2 separate regions of the Homo sapiens genome follow, and region 2 is linked to region 1. Evidence: chromatin loops called from intact Hi-C (ENCODE). Cell type or tissue: endothelial cell of umbilical vein. All regions are shown on one strand. Each heading gives the region's core, and the rest is flanking DNA. Links, peaks and the distances in the headings are about the cores only.

Region 1 (10,233 bases), core at 4-8,003:
TGTACAAAAGTTCCAATTTCTCCTCAACAGCACTTGTTACCAGTTGGGAGCTTGTCTCACTTTCTTTACCTTTTTTTTTTTTTTTTTTTTTTTTTTTTTTGACAATAGCCACTCTAACAGGTGTGAAGTGATATTTCATTGTGGTTTTGATTTGCATTTCTCTTATGATTAGTGATGTTGAGCATCTTTTCATATACCTGTTGGCCATTTGTATGCTTTCTTTTGAGAAATGTCTATTCAAGTCCTTTGCAAGGATGGCTCATCATATGTAAAACAATTAATGTGACACACCACGTTAACAAAATGAAGGATAAACATCAAATGATCATCTCAATAGATGCAGAAAAAGCATTTGACAAAATTCAACATCTTTTCATAGTAAAAACTCTCAACAAACTAGGTATAAAAGGAATTTTCCTTGACAAAATAAAGACCATATATGACAAGCTCACAGCTAACATTATACTCAACAATGAAAAACTGAAAGCTTTGTCTGTAAGATCAGGAACAAGGCAAAGAATACCCGCTCTTGCCACTTCTAGTCAACATAGTACTGGAAGTCCTAACGGAGCAATTAGGCAAGGAAAAGAAATTTAAAAGTCATACAAATTGGAAACGATTAAGTAACACTATCTCTGTTTGCAGATGACATAATCTTATATGTAGAAAACCCTAAAGACTCCACACACAAAAAAAAACTTAGAATGAATAAACAAATTCCATAAAGTTGCAGGATACAAGATCAACATACAAAAGTTAGTTATGTTTTGGTACACTAACAACAAAGTATCCAAAAGAAAATTACAAAAAACAATCCCATTTGCAATAGCACCAAGAAGAATAAAATACTTAGGAATAAACTCAACCAAGGAGATGAAAGACTTGTATGTAACACTGATGAAAGAAATCAAAGAAAACTACATAATATTGATGAAAGAAATCAAAGAAGACACAAGTAAATGGAAAAACATCCCATGTTTATAGATTGAAAGATCTAATAATGTTTAAATGTTCACGCTACTTTGATCTACAGATTCAATGTAATCCCTATCAAAATCTAATGGCATTTTTTTTTTTTTTTTGAGACAAAGTCTCACTCTCTTGCCCAGGCTGGAGTGCAGTGGTGCGATCTCAGCTCACTGCAACCTCTGCCTCCTGGGTTCAAGCAGTTCTCCTGCCTCAGCCTCCCGAGTAGCTGGGATTACAGGCACCCGCCACCATGCCTGCCTAATTTTTATATTTTTAGTAGAGACGGGGTTTTACCATGTTGGCCAGGCTGGTCTCGAACTCCTGACCTCAGGTGATCCACCCATCTTGGCTTCCCAAAGTGCTGGGATGACAGGCATGAGCCACCACACCCAGCCTCTAATGGCATTTTTTTACAGAAATAGGAAAAAATAATCCTAAAATTCATATGGAACCACAAAAGATCCCAAATAACCAACACAATCTTGAGAAAGAAGAACAAAGCTGGAGGCATCAACTTCCTGATTCCAAAATATATTACAAAGCTATAGTAATTAAAACAGTATGGTACTGTCATATAAACAGACACAAGGACCAATGGAACAGAACAGACAGCCCAGAAATAACCTAAGTGTATATAATCAACTGATCTTCAACAGGGTGCCAAGAATACACAATGGACAAACGATGGCCTCTTTAACAAATGGTTTTGGGAAAACTGAATATGGACATACAAAAGAATAAAATTGGACCCCTGTCTTACACCACACTCAAAAATGAGCTCACAATGGATTAAAGATTTAAATATAACACCTAAACCTATAAGACTCCTAGAAGAAAACATAGGAGAAAGTCTTCATGACATTGGTCTAAGCGATGATTTCTTTTATATATCAAAAGCACAGGCAACAAAAGCAAAAATAGACGAATGGAACCACATCAAACTAAAAACCTTCTGCACAGCAAAAGAAACAACAGTGAAAAGGCAGTCTATGGAATTGGAGAAAATATTTGCAAACCACATATCTGAGAAGAGGTTAGCTAACATCCAAAATACATATAGAACTCCCACAACTCAATAGCAAAAATTACTTTAAAGCTTTTAACTATAGCCTTAAAATATAATTGAATAAAATATGTGTATATTAAATGTATTTTGAATAAACTGTAGTAACTTTTCTAAATAAACAGAAAATCATACCTTATTCTGTACACATACCTGTATCTCTCTGCATTAGTGTATCCAGTACAATTAACCATCTACTCTCATTATTATATTTAATTAGAGTAACCAATCTTCTTGTTTTCTCAAAAAAAAAAAAAAAAAAAAAGCCCCGAGAAAAGAAAGTTTAAAACTGTCCAGCTAAGACTGGCCACGGTGCCACCATGCCCAGCCCAGTACTGATATTTTCTGAGATTTGATCTCACACTTGGCTGCGGGGCTTTTACCTAATTCCTTTGAGAACAATCCTGCCTCTGCTACCTTTGGCCAGCTATTGGAAGGGGCATCCAGCTCTCTGCCAGCCACCTCACCCTACTCAGACAGGGGGCCCAACTCCACCTCAAACCAGGAGAAGTGGAAAAGAGTCTTTTTTCCTGCTGTTCGTCTGAAGGTGCAGGTCATCCCTAAGTGCACGTGGCAGTCCAGGTCTCCCCTGTGCCCTGGAACATCCTTCTCCCTGGCCTCTGCTCCTGGGTGTCTTGAGAAACATAACTTCTTGATCACCAATTTAAGTATGACAGTGGGGTTTAGAAAAAAGCTATGTTCCCTTTAAAGAAGGGGCTTATTTGCTTTTGCTAATAATCCCAGCCAATACTTACTGAGTGTCTATGACTTGTCTACTATATATACCTCCTCACCAAATTCTCAAAACATCTCTTTGAATTATTTCTTTCTTCCCTCATTTTATGGATGAGAAAACTGAGGCTCAGGAAAATTAAGTAACTTGCCCAAGGACACACAGCTAGCAAGTCACCAAGTTGTATCTGACCAGTCCAGTCAACCCCAAGACCTGGGTCTACCCAGGACACCACACTGCCTACAAAACGCTGCAGGGTGAAACCACAGGATCCAAAGAGCCAACAACAATCCAAGACTTTCCAGACACCGTGGGGGCTGATAGTAGACAAACTTGGCCCTAGGCCAAGAGGCCCTCACGTGCCAAGCACTGTAGGCATTTCTTAGAATTCTTTGTGTCTTTTGTTTTCATTATCAGCAAGAAATGCTACTTCACAAGGCTGGAATATTTCGTGTAATGTGATCCTATAAACACACGCTAAGCGGGGAGTAAACAAGGCAGCAGACATGCCGGAGAGAGACCTGAGCCCGAATGCGTGGGAAAGCTTCAGAGCAGTGCACCGGGGAACACAAACATCATTGGCTGCAAAAAAGGTCCCTGTAATGACCTTTGTCATTTGGGGTTTACTGTTGCTGTTTCCCTAAATACAAAGAAAGTGCACAAAGAGGCCAGGCGCAGTGGCTCACGCCTGTAATTCCAGCACTTTGGGAGGCCGAGGCGGGTGGATCACGAGGTCAGGAGATCGAGACCATCCTGGCTAACACGGTGAAACCCCGTCTCTAAAAATACAAAAAATTAGCTGGGCGTGGTGGCGGGCGCCTGTAGTCCCAGCTACTCGGGAGGCTGAGGCAGGAGAATGGCGTGAACCCGGGAGGCGGAGCTTGCAGTGATCCGAGGTGGCGCCACTGCACTCCAGCCTGGGCGACAGAGCGAGACTCCGTCTCAAAAAAAAAAAAAAAGACAAAGAAAAAGCAAAGAAAAGAAAGCAAGTGCACAAAGAGAGAATGAGGTCAAGTGGGGGAGGCAATGAGTTCAATCTGGCAGGAATGCACAGCAGGTTATAAAGATGGCCCCAGAACACGGGAGCTGGGCCATGGATGCATGCAGGGGTTTGACCTGGGGTTGGGGGGACAAGCAGGAATCTCCAGGTAGCAATCTTGGTGGTGGTGGGGTTCTGGCAGCTCTGCCTGTGGTGCAGCATCAGGGGTTAAGGACGTCCTCCAGAGGAGCGGCGAGGGAAACTAGGGGTGTCAGTAGACGATCTGGGATTCCAGGCCGCCTCCAGCCTGGCTGAGAACTGCCGGATCAAACAGAAAGCAGAGGTGATGCTTTCTCATTCAGACGGGGCTGGGTGGGAAGGAAAGGCTGTGGCTTTATGGCACACACAAAGTGTGTGGGGTCAGGACATACCGCAGATCCCCAGCTCCCTGAACCCTCCGCCTGCCTCTCCCGCGCTGGCCCAGCCCCGCAGGCAGAGGCACGAGCCATTGATGCAGTATTTGAAGGTGGCTGAACCCAAGCAGGAGGTGCAGCCTCTACCCGAGAGGGGGTGCAGGCAGAAGAGTGGGAGAGAAGCCTGGAGGTCTCCTGTGGCCAACGGGCCCCATGCCTGCCCCTCAGCAGCATGGGATGACTGGCGAACCCCAGCCGACCCCACATTTACTAGACTCCACGGCTACCGGTAGGGTTACAAGTTTAAGTGACTCTGAGGCCTAAACCTCCGCCCGATTTCTGGGGAGAGTCCAGCAGCGCGCCCTGGTGGCCAACCGTGCACCTCCCAGGTAGGGAAAGGCCCGCGGGGTCCCTCCTGCCTGCGGGATCCTCAGGCCAGTCCCGCGGGCGCTGCTCTGCTCTCAGCGCTACCCACCTGCAAGGGGCACGGCTCTGACCACAGTAGAGGGACAGCCCGTTAGGCGCCACCTCGCAGCTACAGCTCTTTGGGCTTTTCGGTTCTTTGAGCAGGAACTTAAGCCACATTCCCCAGGGACCAAGAAAGAGTTTTGGAGCACCCTTGGTGCAACCCCAGAAAGTAGCATTCGGAGAACATTGGCCACCCTTTATTCAATAGCTGAATGGTGGCTACTTTGCGCCTATTATTTTATTTCTTACCACCTCTCCATGAAATAAGTAGTGTTATTAGCCTCTTTTTACTATTAAGAACACTGAGGTTGGTTTTTTTCTTTTTTTTACATTGAAGTGAAATTCACATAATATAAAATGAACAATTTTAGAGTGAACAATTCCGTGGCAATTAGTACATTCACAATGTTGGGCAGCCACCACCTCTATCCAGTTTCAAAATATTTTTATCACCCCCAAAAGACACCCATACCCATTAAGCAGTTGCTTCCCATCACCCCACTTCCCCAGCCTCTGGAAACCACCAATCTGTATATGTCTCTACAGATTTACTTATTCTGGGTATTTCACATAAATACAGTCATACAGCACGTGATCTTTGTGTCTTGTCTGGCTTGTATTGCTCAGCATAATGTTTTCCAGGTTCATCCACTGAATGGAAGAATCAGTACTTTATCCCTTTTATGGCTGAATGATATTTCATTATATGGATATAACACATGTTGTTTATCCATTTATTTGTTGATGCACATTTGGACTATTTTCACCTTTCGGCTATTGTGAACATTACTGCTGTACACATGAGTGTGTGTGTGTGTGTGTGTGTGTGTGTGTATAATTTTTATTTATTTATTTTTTGAGACAGAGTCTCACTCTGTCACCCAGGCTGGAGTGCAGTGGCACAATCTCGGCTCACTGCAACCTCCGCCTCAGGGGTTCAAGCGATTCTCCTGCCTCAGCCTCCTAAGTAGCTGGGATTACAGGCATGTAATCCGGCTAATTTTGTATTGTTTTAGTAGAGACAGGGTTTCACCATGTTGGTCAGGCTGGTCTCGAACTCCTGACCTCAGGTGATCCACCTGCCTCGGCCTCCCAAAGTGCTGGGATTACAGGCATGAGCCACCATGCCCAGAGAGTGTACATATATTTTTGAAGTGCCAGTTTTCACTTCTTTGGGGAATATACCTGGGAGGGGAATTGCTGGGTCATGTGGTAATTGTATTCTAACATTTTGGGGAACCATCAAACTGTTTTTCATAGTGGCTGCACAACTGTACATTTCCACGTGCAATTATGAGGGTTCCAATTTCCCCACATCCTTGCAACACTGATTTTCCATTCTTGTCTTATTGTAGTCATCCTAGTGGGTGTAAAGTTGCGCTGAGGCTTATGTGGATAGGGTGGGTGAGACTGAGAAACCCAAGGCCTACAGCTTGGATAGAAAAGTGCTTTCTGCAGACCTGTCCCTCTCTATTGGCCCCACCACCTCCCCTCTAGTAGCCCATGCCAACCCCAACCCTAACTCCATAAGAGGCCAGCAAATCTTCTTTTCTATCCCGTGCCACGTGGCGAGCTCGGTCATCCTCTTTAAGCCAAATCTCCTCAGTCAGAGGGCCATCATTTTGTCTCTCACCTTAATACCAAGAACCTAACCTTGGAGCCCCAAGTGTCCTTCCTGGGCTCTGCTATGGCCCTGTGTCCTTACCCAAGATCAGCAGGTTCCCAGGGCTAAGCACACACGGGGAACAATTATTGGACTAAGTGCCATGGGACAAGCTTCTTGTGCCAGCAGAGCCTCTCTCTCTCTCTTTGAGGGAGGCAAGGAGATCCTCTGGTTTCCATCTCAGGGAGGCACTGGTCTGAGAGTGAAGGGCAGTGCCATCCTCTTCTACCGTGGGCCTTTGGAGCACTGACCCCACACCAGAGCAGGATGGGAAGATGCCCCCAACACAGTCCCCAAATGCCTTCCTCCTTCCTGCTCCTCCATGCAGGCTCTCCCCATCCATCTGGTCAAAGCCAATCTCCTCCTTGGAGACTTATCCAAGTGCCCCAGACCCTAGAGCTTCCTCCATGTCCTGACTACCCACAGCCCATGTAATCTTCTGCCAGGGCTCTTAGCAAGGAGCTTTATCTCCTGGGGTGTGACCAGTCTATGAGGCTGACAATTAGGCCTTCCTCAAAGCTCTGAAGGTTACTGGAAAATCCACTCAGAGATGAAATAAACACCCCCAGAAAGGCCAGGCATGGTGGCTCATGCCTGTAATCCCAGCACTTTGGGAGACCAAGGTGTGTGGATTGCTTGAAGCCAGGAGTTTGAGACCAGCCTGGGCAATATAGTGAGACCTCATCTCTATAAAAAGTACAAAAATTAGCTGGGTGTGGTGGTGTGCGCCTATAATCCCAGCTACCCGGGAGGCTGAGGTGGGAGGATTGCTTAAGCCCGAAGGTGGAGGTTGCAGTGAGCCAAGATCATGCCAGCCTGGGCTATAGAGCAAGACCCGGTCTTGAAAAACAAAAACAAAACACGCCTGCAGACATCATCTAGAAATTCAGAGGCATTCCACATGAAGAGCAGGAGTCTGGAAACCCCATTAGGTTTTGCCGATGTAAAAGAAGATATGGCCTAACCACACATGGCCCACATTATCTGGAGGAAAAATGTGGTCACGAGATAATGTGGGTGGTGTGGGGGCTTAGGACAGGACAGGCAAAAAGCCAGTGTGTGCATGTGGCTCCAGCCTTGCCCTGCAGAAACGGGGTCCACCTCAGCTAGTGGCAGTGCAGCTCTCCTAGTAGGGATCCTGGCATGAGCCTAAGCCATAGCTCTCACTGGAGGGGTCATACATGAGCTAGCCTGCCCACCAGGCTGGTGAGTGGGGCCCCAAGTGTGCCCGCTGCAGAGTTAGTGGGCATGGGTGCCTAGAGAGGGTGCCCCAGCCCATCCATTCCCAGAACCCAGCCTCAGGCAGAAGCTGTTCTCAGGAGGTACCGCCACCCTGTGGACCAGTTGGGTACTGCACAAGGACTACCAGCCAAAGGGCAAGCAGGAGCTGAAACCCAGCCTACACTCTGCTCACCCAAAAACTCAGGCTGCACAGCTGCAGTCACCTGGAGGGAGAGACACTCTACCAAAATATGCCCTTCGTTCTTTGAGCTTTCAGGGGTATATCTGCCCAGGAGGCTCACCTTTTCCTAACTCACACAAAGGTGGCATGAGGATGTTTCAGCTCTGGGTTTGTGCGTGACCCCAGGGCTCAAGCAGCCCAGCAGGGTATCTGGTGCACAGGGAGAGGACGTGACAGAGGGAAAGGAGAGAGCCGTGCACTGGGCTTCTTCAGGGTGGGGCTCTGGCCGGCCACTCTGGGGACACTGAGGCATGAATATGCACACTCCCATGGCAACCCGAGGTGATTGGCAGCTCTGTGGGCACTGAGAAGTATTCAGCTGCAGGACACAACTGGGTGGAGTGGGGGCTGCTGGAGCTTCAGTTGATTTACAGACTCATGTAGGATGCTGCCTGGAACGTTCAGACCTGGATAGGTGACATCCTCCAAGAGTAGGCACAAGAACTAGTGGCATCAGTGAGAATGCAGCTACACGTGCACCCTCAGGCTGTGGGCACTCCAGAGACCCCCAGCCAGGCTGACACAGATGTCAGGTGGGTTACATGCTGCGCGAGAGCCTCTGGGTGATCAGAGACTGCAAGCCAGCCTGTGCTCTGCTGGCCAAGCTGTGCTCCCCATCAGGAGGCTGTGTCTACCCAAGGAAGGGACATCTTTTTCTAAACCCACAAAGGCACTTTCTGGGCAGAAGGGCTCTGCTCAAGTGCACATGGGTGCAGAGGAGAAGGAGGCCCAGGGCTGACCCAGACTCTTCGAAACCCTGGTTCCAATATATTGCTCATCAAGCCACTTCTGGTTGACTTTTTAAAAAAAATCCTGTGCTTGTTGTTTTCAGTCTTTATTGTAAGCTGATAAGTAGCTTATCAGCTCCTGTGTGCTGGGTTAGAGGGAGTTGGTTTCTATGGGCAGTCACATTTGCATGAGGGAACGGAGTGAGGGCCTGACCAGTGGCCTCCTGAACACCAGCTGCTGGTCCATCTTGCATCTGTCCACCCAGGGCTTTCGATGAACACCATGGAGAAGCCTCTCCTCCTCTCGCCCCTCCTCCTTCCACCTTGCCCCAGCACCTGCTTCTCTCCCAACCAACTTCCATCCTGACTCCAGGCTCTGAGGAAAGAGCTGCAAGGAAAGGCGAGGCACCTGCAGCAGGTATTGGCCTCCTGGCCTGCTGGGGAGAAGGAAGAGGTGGGTAGAGAGAGGGAGGCAGCGAGGAAGCCATCAGGAAGGCAGGAGGACCAGCTAGGAGCAGGCTCACCCACGCTACGAGGCAAGGAATATTCCCCAACAAGGGAGCAGTTGGTGGGCCGCTGGGTATTGTCCCAGGTTCCCCTGCTACCCTGTGACAAAACCCGAAGGCCGCTTATCTCAGCCGTATCCTGGCTGGATGTCGCTGTGTCTCAGCTGATGTGAGATTCAGATGCTCTGAGACAGCCTGGTCATGCAGGATTCTGGAGGTTGCCAGTCCACTGGAGAAGATACGCCATAATGGCTCCACTTGGAATCTGGAGTCAGATGGGCCTGGGGCTGAGTCCTGGCTCTACCTGATGACCGCTGAGTGACCAGAGCTGATTACTTAATTTCTTTGTGCATTAGGATAACCATCTGTGAAATACGGATAACGCTAATACATACTACACAGTGCTGCTGTGAGGGTTTAAAAAGAACAGTTATTCAGGGAAAGAAATGAGATAAATGGGAGTTAGCTGATGGGGCCAGGAGTAGAAGAGCAGGAGCAGGGGCGAAAGAGGCTGAGATGAGGGTGGGGCGCCAAGCCTCCACAGCTGCCCAGGAGGTGCACTGGGATTCAGAGCCAGCAGGGGCTCTCCCAGAGGGTGCGCAGGCCCAAGGTGGTAGGAAAAGTGAGAGGAGGGAGCTCAGCGGAGTTAAACAGACACACATGAGGCCAGGCGCAGTGGCTCATGCCTGTAATCCCAGCACTTTGGGAGGCCAAGGCGGGCGAATCACCTGAGGTCAGGAGTTCGAGACCAGCCTGGCCAACATGGTGAAACCCCATCTCTACTAAAAATACAAAAATTAGCCAAGCGTGGTGGTGGGCACCTGTAATCCCAGCTACTTTGGGAGGCTGAAGCAGGAGAATCGCTTGAACCCAGGAGGCAGAGGTTGCAGTGAGCCGAGATCATGCCACCGCACTCCAGCCTGGGCGACAAGAGCGAGACTCCGTCTCAAAAAATAAAAACATAAATAAATAAATAAATAAATAAACAAACACATGGGCACTTGCCTTTGAAAGTCTTGGCCAGGCACGGTGGCTCACGCCTGTAATCTCAGCACTTTGGGAGGCTGAGGCAGGCAGATCACCTGAGGTTGGGAGTTCGAGACCAGCCTGACCAACAGGGAGAAACCCATGTCTACTAAAAATACAAAATTAACTGAGCGTGGTGGCGCATGCCTGTAATCCCAGCTACTTGGGAGGCTGAGGCAGGAGAATCGCTTGAACCCGGGAGGCAGAGGTTGCGGTGAGCAGA
Region 2 (10,233 bases), core at 1-8,000, 140 kb after region 1:
GCAGTGGGCTGGTTTGACCAACAGACCATACTTTGCTGACCCCTAAGATTCTCAAATGTCACTGAAGCTTTAGAGTTTAGAAATCCCATGACTTGGCGCTCGCTGAGGCTTGTAGATAATGAAGTCTTCCTGGATCCCTAGGGCAGAGGGTTGCCTCCCTGCCGAGTTCTCTTAAAAGTCTGGATCAAGCCTACTGACCATACCATGGAAAAAATGCTTGGATTGGGTTTTAAAAAATGGTGGGCAGCAGCTCACTTTCACAGAATTTTATTATCAGTATTTTCATGTTGTAAATGGTAGCCATCTTAGGCTAAAAGTATATTCACCTAATGGGCAGGTTAATCTTCCTTGACAGTTTAGTGTGTCCTAGGCATTGCGTGGAACAGAAAAATGCAGTCCCTACGTTTTGGTACAGATTCAGCCTACCAGAAATTGGACTGGACTCTAAAACTCTAACCATGCTGATTCTTTGGCTCCTCTCTTGGTGATTCTAGAAGGGGGCTGTCGTGGCAGATTCCAAAGAGGGAGAGGAAATGATACCAGGAAAAAAATTAAAAGAATGCGAATTTGAATACTTACCTAAAGTCTTGACCGAAGGGCAGCCCTCCTCTATTTGGAAAGTTGTTTTTCACTTCAGGAGGAACAACCAAGGTGACGAGGGGTGGAGCTACTGCACAACCAGCCACATCAGACAAGTCAACCTTGGCAGTCAGTGAAATGACAGCTGTTGATGTCAGAGCACTCCCATACTCTGCATTTATATAGTTTTTCATCTGCAAAGCAGTTTTTCTATGGCTGACAATTTGGCTGACAGGATGAAGCTGATAAGGAGAGCAAGTCTGATGAGGACTACTTGGAGTTTGGAGTTCTCTCTTCTGTTTTGGCCTGTGCCAAGCCCAAGGAAGTCCATGGCTGCATCTCTTCAACACCCCCCACCCACCCACCACCCACATCCTCACCACCTCCCCCAAACCACAAGAAGTTCCTTAGATTCTGGCCAAGATGTGCAATTTTGTCTGCCATGCCTTGCAGCACTTACCCTGGCTCCTCTTAGGTAGCACTTGCGGGGAGGGAGGAGGCTAATATGACAGTTTTCTTTGAGAATAGGTAAGAGTTCAGTGCATTGGTTAACCTGGCCTCTCTTCCCCCCAGTCTCTCAACTCCTTCCCTTTCTGCATGCACTTCTTGCACCACTTATCTTGTATCTCCCAGGAAACCAGTGGGGAAGCTTCACTTTCTCCACCCACATAGCAGAAAAGGCTCAGGCCCCTGCAGTGGGACGGTTGGCTTTTCTGGTCTAGTCACAGTCAGCCTGTGCTGAATGCTTCCTCTCCTGGGGCTTGAGAGAGGAAGGCTAAAGCAGCTGCCAGTCAAGCCCCTTCATCAGGCTTCTACACTCTTAGGTGGAAAATGCAAAATGGTGAAGACACTTAGACCTGCCCTGACGCCTCCAATCTAGTCAGCTTGTTTACTCTCCCTGGTTGGAACCATGGCCTGAGAGAACCAACCTGCAGTGAGCCAGGACGTGGAGCCCTGCAGTGGGACTTCTGGATGCCCTTTGGCACTGGCATACATTAGGCAGGAGTCATTGCCTCCAAGGCTGGTGTATGCGTGCATGTGCGCACACATACAGGTTGGCAAGTACTGGAGTTGGATTGTACTTTGTGCTGCATTTCCCTTACCTCCCACTGCTCCCTCACTTGGTCATAGTTTGCTTTTGGGGGGCCTGAGCAGAACTGAGCATCCTTAGAAAGCACCATGAGATAACTGGGTATCTGCTTTAAAGATAGGGGTGCTAGGGGGCCACTCATGTATACTCAGTGAGACAGAGTTGGCTCCTCAGATGCCACTGAATAGCCTGAAGTCGTTCCTTAATCTGCTTCCAACAGAGGTTAAAAACTCATCTGGGAAATCCTAGCAATAGCAGGATTATAAACTGAGATTGTTATTCTGTGATGCATCTGGTGACTAGCTGAGTCTCCTGAGTGGGTGGGTAGGGGGAAGGTCCCCTCACTGGAGGTAATTTCTGCCTACATGAAGGGGTTAAGCCCAGCGCCATGCTGGAGACGGGCTACTTCAAACCACCCTCCAGGGCAGTTCTGCCTTTCAGCTTGTCGTCTTTGTGCAGTGCTGGTGAGAACTGCTGAGGCTCTGCACACAATGCCTGACTAGTGTTTCATTCCTGGATCCCAGGACAGAAAAAGCAATTAAGATAAAAAACGAATATTCAAGCCTCTGCACTGCTGTTTTGCTGTTCCTGCTTCTTTGCATCCACTCCAGGCAGACTGCTGCTGCTCTCAGACAAATGGAATGGAAAGTATTCTTCCCCAATTTAAAACTTAAACAGAACTGCTTTCAGTGTGTGTGTGTGCGTGTGTGTGTGTGTGTATGTGAATGCCAATAAAGCACTTGGAGGAGGAGGGGACTGATCCTATTCCACGAGCCTGAAATGGGGAAAGGGAAACCAGGCTGTGGACCCTGGGAAGCCAGGGGTCCCTGCTCTGCATCTCCAATGCCTGAGGCAGGTGTTGCTCATTCTGTGGCTTCGGTAAACAGAGGGTCTGTGGCGATGCTGTTTGCTCCAGTTGCTCCTCCCTTCCTAGCTTGTCTGCTCCACTTTTCCCTCAGAAGGGCAGAATTAGGAGAGATTTAGATAGACTTGTGACCTGCAGCTCCCTACGAAGACCAGCTCCAGGAACTTCAGGCTGGACCTAGGGAGGAATTGTACTGACTCCGAGATCTGCAGTCTGCCCTGTGATTTGGGAACACCAGGTAGGCAGCACTTACGGCAAACTTCACTAGTCATGGCCGTGGTGGCATTTCTGGCAGGAGTTGGTAAGAGCTGACCTTGCATCTGGAAGGAAGAAATGTGTCCATGTTTTCTTATGATGGCCAGAACAACTCTCTGAGACTTAGATCCCCTGTCATTATCCATAACTGTTTATTGCCTAAGAAGCATAAAGCCCAAAGCCTGGCTCAGTGAAAGAGAAGGACAAGAACATAATAATACCACCTGTTTACATGTGTTTAATGCTTTGAATTTTCCAATTCCTATTAACATTCATTCTCTCATCAAACCCTCACAACATCCCTGTGAGGTAGGTCAGGCAATAAGTGGTTTGCCCACAGCCACACCAGTGATAGGGACGGAGTAAACCCATACTGCAGGTTTCCCAGCCCCCAAGCTGATGCACCTTTCATTTCATGTTACACAGGATCTTTGTGCCAACCAGACACAGGAGCATCAAGAGCACTACCAGAAGCCTCCCTGCTCTCTGAGCTTGCAGAGGGGACCCAGAAATGCTGGGCTTGAGGCATCAAGACCAGGGGTGCCCCCTGTAGGCCAAGCCAGGTAAACAGAAGGAAGGGCAGGAGTACTGGAAGTTCAGGCTCAACAGCCACCCCTGCCACCACCATAGGTCTCAGCCTAGCATACACTGTGTTCCCTACATATCTTGACCTTTGTCAGGTGCAAGTCTTATTAGTTTACTGAGAGGACTCAGTGCCCACTCCCAGACGAGAAGTCACTGCAAGGCGTGGCTAGCAGCAAGATTCCTGACTTCCTTCCCACAGTGCCTTCCCATTCTGTTACACTCTGCAGCCCAGGAAGGAGGGGGAAGGTGAGGGCTGACTGACTCAGCCTGCAAGTGCTTAGAGATCTGAAGCTGAAAGGCCCCAGCACCATTCAGCTAATGATTATTATTAACTCTGAACAGGCTTTAGCACAGCGGCCAGCTGGCTTAGGGAGGATGCCTGAATCTCCCACAGTGAGGTTTTCAAAACAAGACCTGGCTAGGCACGGTGGCTCACGCCTGTAATCACAGCACTTTGGGAGGCCGAGGCGGGCAGATCACGAGGTCAAGAGATCCTGGCCAACATGGTGAAACCCCATCTCTACTAAAAATACAAAAATTAGCTGGATATGGTGGCACGTGCCTGTAGTCCCAGCTACTCGGGAGGCTGAGGCAGGAGAATCGCTTGAACCTGGGAGGCAGAGGTTGCAGTGAGCCAAGATTCTGCCACTGCACTCCAGCCTGGCGGCAGAGTGAGACTCCGTCTTAAAAAAAACAAAAACCAAAAAAACCAGACCTACAGCAGCCATGCACGGGGGTGGAAGGGTGGGACGATGAGAAAGAAGGGATGGGCCAGTGAGTGCGGAAGGGCAGCCTGCCTTGTGAAAGGGTGGGGAGAGAGGAGGCCCAGGCTGGCAAGTGGTAACAGCCTACCACTTAAGAGCCAAGAAGGTGAGGCTGGAGGACTTCCCCAGATACAGAGCTGCTCCCATTCCATACCAACCCCAGCCATGATGGGGCTCAGAGGAGGGGTGGTTACAGAAAAGACGGGGGCTTGGGAGGGGTATCTGAACCCAGAAGGGTAATCTCATTTCCATTCAGATTTGGATACAGAAGCCATCTATATTTCTAATGTCCTCAAGGTTGAATCTGAATATAATCAAATTTGGAATATAATCAAATTTGGAATATAATCAAATTTGGAATCAGGACTTAGCTTGATATGAAAATTTGTGCAAATGACACGCAAATTTTTAAAATCTAAGCACCCTGCCCTGGCTTTTTTTTTTTTTTTAAAAAAAGGCAAAACAGGCTGACCACTAGCAGCTTTCCCTAGCCAGGGAGCAAGGACAAAAGGGCAACCATGTGCTTCTCCTCCAAGGCGTTTGCTTCCTTGCTGAGGAGCCAAGTGAATACCCCAGACATGAGCAGAATAAGGGAGGTGCGGGGAACAGAGGATGGCGGAGGAGGGAACACACAAGCAGGAGCCCATGCAGCTGGGAGCCACTGAGATCCCAGCTGGAGGAAGAGTGCCCTGGCACTGAGGTCTAATGGCTGTCCAGCTGCTGCCCCAGGATGTGAGGGCAGGTGGTGATGGAGGGAGAAATGGAAAAGAGGGGGAGGGAAGTCCCTCCACAATCCGGCCTGCCAGGATGAAGGGCTCCTCCTGGTGACCTATTCCCTACACTGCAGTCAGACCAGGCTAAGCAGGAGACCACCAGTGCCCTCCTCTCTGCTCTGTGCCCCTGCCCTCCAGGCCTGCTGGTCAGAAAGGCGACAGCTGGGGCCCCTTCCTCCTGCAGAATATAAATGACTCCCCCTTCCTCCCAGGGCTGGGAATAGACATCAGATGGCACAGCCCACGCAAACTGCCGGCTGTCAGCACGCCTGCCCGCCCGCCCACCAGCCCCCGCACCACCTGGGAGGAGGCAGCACCTCAGGCAGGCTCAGGCTTTACGGCATTGCCTGCTTGCTCTTAGAGCAAGCTGGTGAACTTTGCCTGGCCCTCCTACCCTGCGGCAGGTAGAAGGAGCCTCTCAGCACTGGCTGTGATGAGGAAAGAGGAGATGCAGTCCCTGGATCAAAATCACCGCAGGTGAAATTCTCCATGCAGCCCCAGTAACCGTTTCTTCTGAGTTCACACCACACTGGAGAGTTTGAGAGGAGGGAGGACAATGAAAGAGACAGGAACAATACCCCTCTGCACAGCAGGGGCCTCCTTTAGATGCTTGTCCTGGAGATGCAATCTCCCCCAGGAGGGGCATAATGAGTTACGTGGAGAGGACACTTCTGCCCTTGCTGTCCCCATTCTGTCCCCATACTATTGAATCAAACCAACCTCCTTACTTCTAAGCTACCCGGAGAGGAGGACCTGAATCTTCAGAAGACCAAGGACATCCACAACACTAACATCTAGGAACACCTGCCCCTGCTCCTGGGAACTGGAGCTCCAGCGCCTACATCCCAGGCTTCCCAGAGTTCCCTGTGAGCTATGTCGACTTGCCTCAGCAGCACTTTCCTGGCTCAGCTGTTGTCAGGCCTTGCCATGATCTAGGGAGATCCTATCTTCTCAACTGAGCCCAGACCACAGCTCAGCAGTCTAGCATCCAGTCCTCACCACCGAGGGCAGCCTGGGGAACTACTTTCAGCTGCAGCAAGGAGCGGGGTGGTCTCTGGAGGGAAGAGAGTCCAGCCCTCATTTGCCAGCTGGCACCAAACTCAGCCCCCTCTTGGACCAAAGAGCTGGGAAGAGATGACAACTGAGGAAAGCTTAGATAACAAGGGAAGAGGGGTAACCAGAGAAACTTTGTTTTCTTTGGATCAGAAAAGCCCTGCCCCACTTCCTTGGCCCTTATGAAATGCTTCAAAAAAGCTCCCAGAAGCTATGTGCTAAGGCAAGAACCTGAGCCCTAAGAAGGGCAAAGCATGAGATGCCTGGGGCTCCTTTGCCCTGAGAAGTGATTTCGGGGGAGGGAGCGCACGCAGGCCCTGCAGCCCTCAAGCCCGGATCCTGAGGTGGGCTGAAGGAAGATCTTAGCTGGGCTAGGCAGCCCAGCCAGCAGCCTTCGGCTTGGTTAAGCCAATGCCCTCCTGCTTCTCCAAAAGCTTTAAAGTGACTTTAGTGCCTTTACCGTCTTAGAGTCCAGAAGACCCTCACCTGAGTCCCTTCTTTCCACAGTGCCTGACCCCCTGTGCCCTGGCACAGGGACCAAATCAGCACAAATTTCTGAAGGGCCTCAAGGGCAGAGCTGTCCCTCCAGGGTAGTAAAGGGAGAGTAAAGAACTACCCCCTGAGTCTGCTAAGTGGTCCACGTGGTCCACAGCTGGGAGAGTGTTCTGAGACATCGACCTGACAGACGCTGTATATTAGAGAAGGAAGGGACTTAGAGATTGTTTAGAAACATTTCACAGATGAAGAAACAGTGGTCTTAAGATATGGAATGTACCTAAGGTTGTACAACAGAGCCTAAGAGGACCATATCCCATAAATAAGACCCATGGGCTCTCTCCACTACATCACACTGCTTTCTTAAAAGTAACCCAAATATCCCTGGATGCCATTCATAACTTACAGGAACCCAGTTTTTCATCAGGCACACAAGCAAGAAATGACCACCAGCACATCACTATCACCACCCAAAACTCTGTCTCTCATCAAGTAGAGGCTTCAGGATCAGGCTCTCCATCACCTTCCACTCATACCCAGTACATCTCCCCATTTTGACCCACTGAATTATTCCTCAACAATAGCAGCTTTGGTTTCTGCAGTCCCTGGACCAGCCAAGAAGTGCGAAAACCTGACCACTTCTTAAATAGATCCCTTATAGATCACCAAAGGAACCATGATGTTCAAGGCAAGCGTCCCACCTAGATTCAGCGTTCGCAGGAACTCACATTTCCATTTTCTTCCTCGGCAAGTAGGATCTGGAAATCTGGTGCATGATCACCAGGGCTGGATAGACGGGCAGTGCCAGGCACAGGTACCAGGCCGCACCTTTGATCTGGGCCTGGAACCATACTGAGTACATGCCCAGAAGCACCGTTACTGTAGCCATCAGGTAGACCACCAGTCCACATGTCAGATGGTAGAGCTTGAGGCGAGCCACCCTTGAGACCCTGGCTGCCCGGGGACAAAGGAGGCAGAGCCCACACAGTGCCTGGACAGCAGTGGCCAGCAGTGTCAGGGCTCCCACCCAGCTGTGCCAGGACACCAGATGAGGCAGCTCACTGCGGGTCCTGCTGGAGATGATGAAGCCCAGGCCCAGAGCTGCACAGAGGATGGCTAGGGTCTGCCCTGCCCAGTGGAGCCGGATCCGTGCTTTTCGGGAGCAGAAGAAGAACAGGGAGTGTTCAGGTGAGAAGAGTAGGATGGCTTCAGCCATGCAGAGGCAGAACTGTGAACATAGGAGAGAGCCAGTAAGCCTCATGTCTGGCTTGGAGGCCTGAGAAAAAGGAGGTGCTCTCATACATCCTAACAAAGAGGACAAAGGGTAAGGGTTAAATAAGTTCAACCAGGACCACCAGCCTCACAGCTCAACATTTCTGGGAACATTTGGGAATCAGCACTTGAGTGCACGTCTCCTCATTCAGGTTGACATCTCCCCATCCCAACCTCTACAATGACTCCCATTTCTTGACCAGTGGAGTAGCAAATGTTAAACTTCTTCCTGAACTTTGGGGACAAGTCGGGAGATGACCGGATAACACCTCTCCCCCCTTCTCCTTTCCGGCCCCAATGGAGAAAGAAATTATCTTCCATGCCCTCCCGCCCTTTTCAACCATCTGACAACTGCCTATGGCCCAGCCCTCCAGGTTTCCCAATCCCATAGGCTGCAGGGAAAGATGAGCCCTAGATGTTTCCTCCACCTGTCTTAGCCTTAGAAAGGCTGAGCTTTCTGAAAGCTGGGTGCTTCCCTGGGAGAATGAGGTGAGGAATACCCAAACAAATCAGATAGAAGCCTAAACTCACCGCCAAGGCCATGAATACAGGGTGCCAGGAGAAAAGACCTAAGAATCAAAGAGAACAGGCTGAGGGCTTGGTACCATTGTTCCTGCCCCTGTAGCTAGGTGGAACCCAAAGAATCTAGCCACAGGAGAAAAGTACCATCCCCAATCCTAATCGGGCACAGGAACTAAGGACAAAGTGGAGCAGCCAAGGAGCCCCAGGGTGAGCAACCAAGAGGGCCTCCTTATCCACACACATACAACAGTTTGGCCCGGGTTCCCCGTTCAGCACCTCTCAGCTGGCAGCCCAGTCCTCTGCCCCTTTTTTGTTTTTTGTTTTTTTTGGTTGTTGTTTTTTGTTTTTTTTTTGATACGGAGTCTCGCTCTGTCGCACAGGGTGGAGTGCAGTGGTGCAATCTCGGCTCACTGCAGCCTCCACCTCCCGGGTTCAAGCGATTCTCCTCCCTCAGCCTCCCAAGTAGCTGGAACTACAGGCGCGCGCCATCACGCCTGGCTAATTTTTGTATTCTTAGTAGAGACGGGGTTTCACCATGTTGGCCAGGCTGGTCTCGAACTCCTGACCTCAAGTGATCCACCCGCGTCGGCCTCCCAAAGTGCTGGGATTTCAGGCATGACCCACCGCGCCCGGCCTCCTTCACTTCTATCCTCCATCAGGGGACCTGTTTCTGAGGAAGTAGTTCGGTCTGTTCAATCGTCTGCCCTTCCCCCACAGCACCCAAAACCCCATTATTCCAGGATCCCTGGGGCCCCGCCCCACCAGGCCCTCAAAATCCCTCCACTGTTTCTGTCTCCCCTTTACTGCTGGGGTCCCTCCTCCAAGTCTCCCGGGGCTCCCAAGCGCTGCCCCTCCAGCATCTCCACTCCGCCCCCTTCCGCAACCCCGCCCCGCACACTCACTGGTTCCTGGCCGGGACAGCGCTGTCAGAAAGATGGTGAAGCCCAAAGCTACCAGGTGCGCCAAGATCCCACTGCCTCTCCGCAGCCAGCGGGTCAGTCTCGGCTCCCCAGCTGGAGCGGGAACCAGACCTACCTCCAGGGGCTGCATGGCCGTGGCCCGCGGGCCCGTACACTCCAGCTGCCCGAACACGTCTTCCGGGTTTGCGATCGCGGAGGCGGTGGCGGCTGCAGGAGAGGCTCCTCCCCGGGGACGCCGCCGGCAGTGCGGCGGAGTGGCCCACAGCGCCCTCTGGGGGCTGGGGGGGAAACGCGAGTGCCCCGGAGAGGCCCGCTCCCGCGAGAGCCCGGAGGCAGAAGGGGACCGAACAGTTCCCAGCCCACCTTCATTTGTATCTGTGTGTCTGTCTACAAGGGCCTAAATCCCAAGCAGCCTGTGGAAATTACTTTTGTGGCAAACGATTTCAGTGAAACCCCAAATCACACACTTGGTACGCTGAACCAAGACTGTGAAACAAGTGTTTGGAGCCGATTTCTAGTAGTACTGGATTTCCCTGGCTGTGCACTGTCTCCTGTCACCTCATTTTGTCTTGTTCAGGGAACAAGCTTCCTCCATGCCTAAGAGCAAGGAGAATAGGAAAGGACATCGCCAAAATATAGTGCCTTGAACCTGGTGGACCAAAGGAGGGAAATGCAAGTCTCCTCTCGCATCTGCACGGGAGTGGTCCCCAGCGAGATAAATGGAAAAACTAGGGCACTCCCAGCCCTGCCGCCTCCTCAGCAGCTGCTCAGCCCTGAGGAGCCAGGTGATCCTGAAGGACCAAGGCCTCCCACACTCCTGTGGCCTCCCACACCACCAGTTCTGCAAGTGATGATGCCTTTTCCCTTCCTGCCTCCAAAAAAGGGGTGGTTCAACCCAAGGAGGCCTCCCTGGGAAAGGTTCTACCCCTTCCTTAAAGGCAAACCCACAGGCAGGGAAGGAAGGCTGTCCAATAGAAAACAGGAATATCCCAACAGCAATGACCAACCCAGCTCAAGCTCCCTAAGTGGCTGAGAAAATGAGGCTGCAGGAACAGCTGAA

The links. Peaks named below come from ENCODE experiments on the same cell type or tissue, not always from the same donor. Only the 100,000 strongest peaks of a DNase experiment are listed, where the experiment ranks them.
Region 2: it touches region 1 in a loop (5-fold over the local background); 3 of 110 quality-filtered maps call a loop at or near these places.

The regions. Positions count from the first base shown.
Region 1 is chr1:109,637,796-109,648,028 of GRCh38, reverse strand. No RefSeq gene overlaps it. Among named protein-coding and RNA genes, the nearest start is that of GSTM4, 13 kb to the left of the region's middle. RefSeq lists enhancers at 3,100-3,973, 4,348-4,642. In endothelial cell of umbilical vein, for the core only: CTCF peaks have their summits at 4,524 (motif pointing left) and 7,627 (motif pointing left); DNase peaks (open chromatin) are centred at 3,118, 4,508 and 7,628.
Region 2 is chr1:109,493,210-109,503,442 of GRCh38, reverse strand. CYB561D1 (cytochrome b561 family member D1) reads right to left here and starts at 9,349. Exons shown (of 3, transcript NM_182580.3): 1 at 9,156-9,349; 2 at 8,263-8,300; 3 at 3,008-7,687. The coding sequence starts at 9,303. The coding sequence ends at 7,184. RefSeq lists enhancers at 3,455-3,954, 8,709-9,209, 9,199-9,278 and silencers at 4,802-5,096, 9,349-9,578. In endothelial cell of umbilical vein, for the core only: CTCF peaks have their summits at 3,338 (motif pointing left) and 4,970 (motif pointing left); a DNase peak (open chromatin) is centred at 4,872.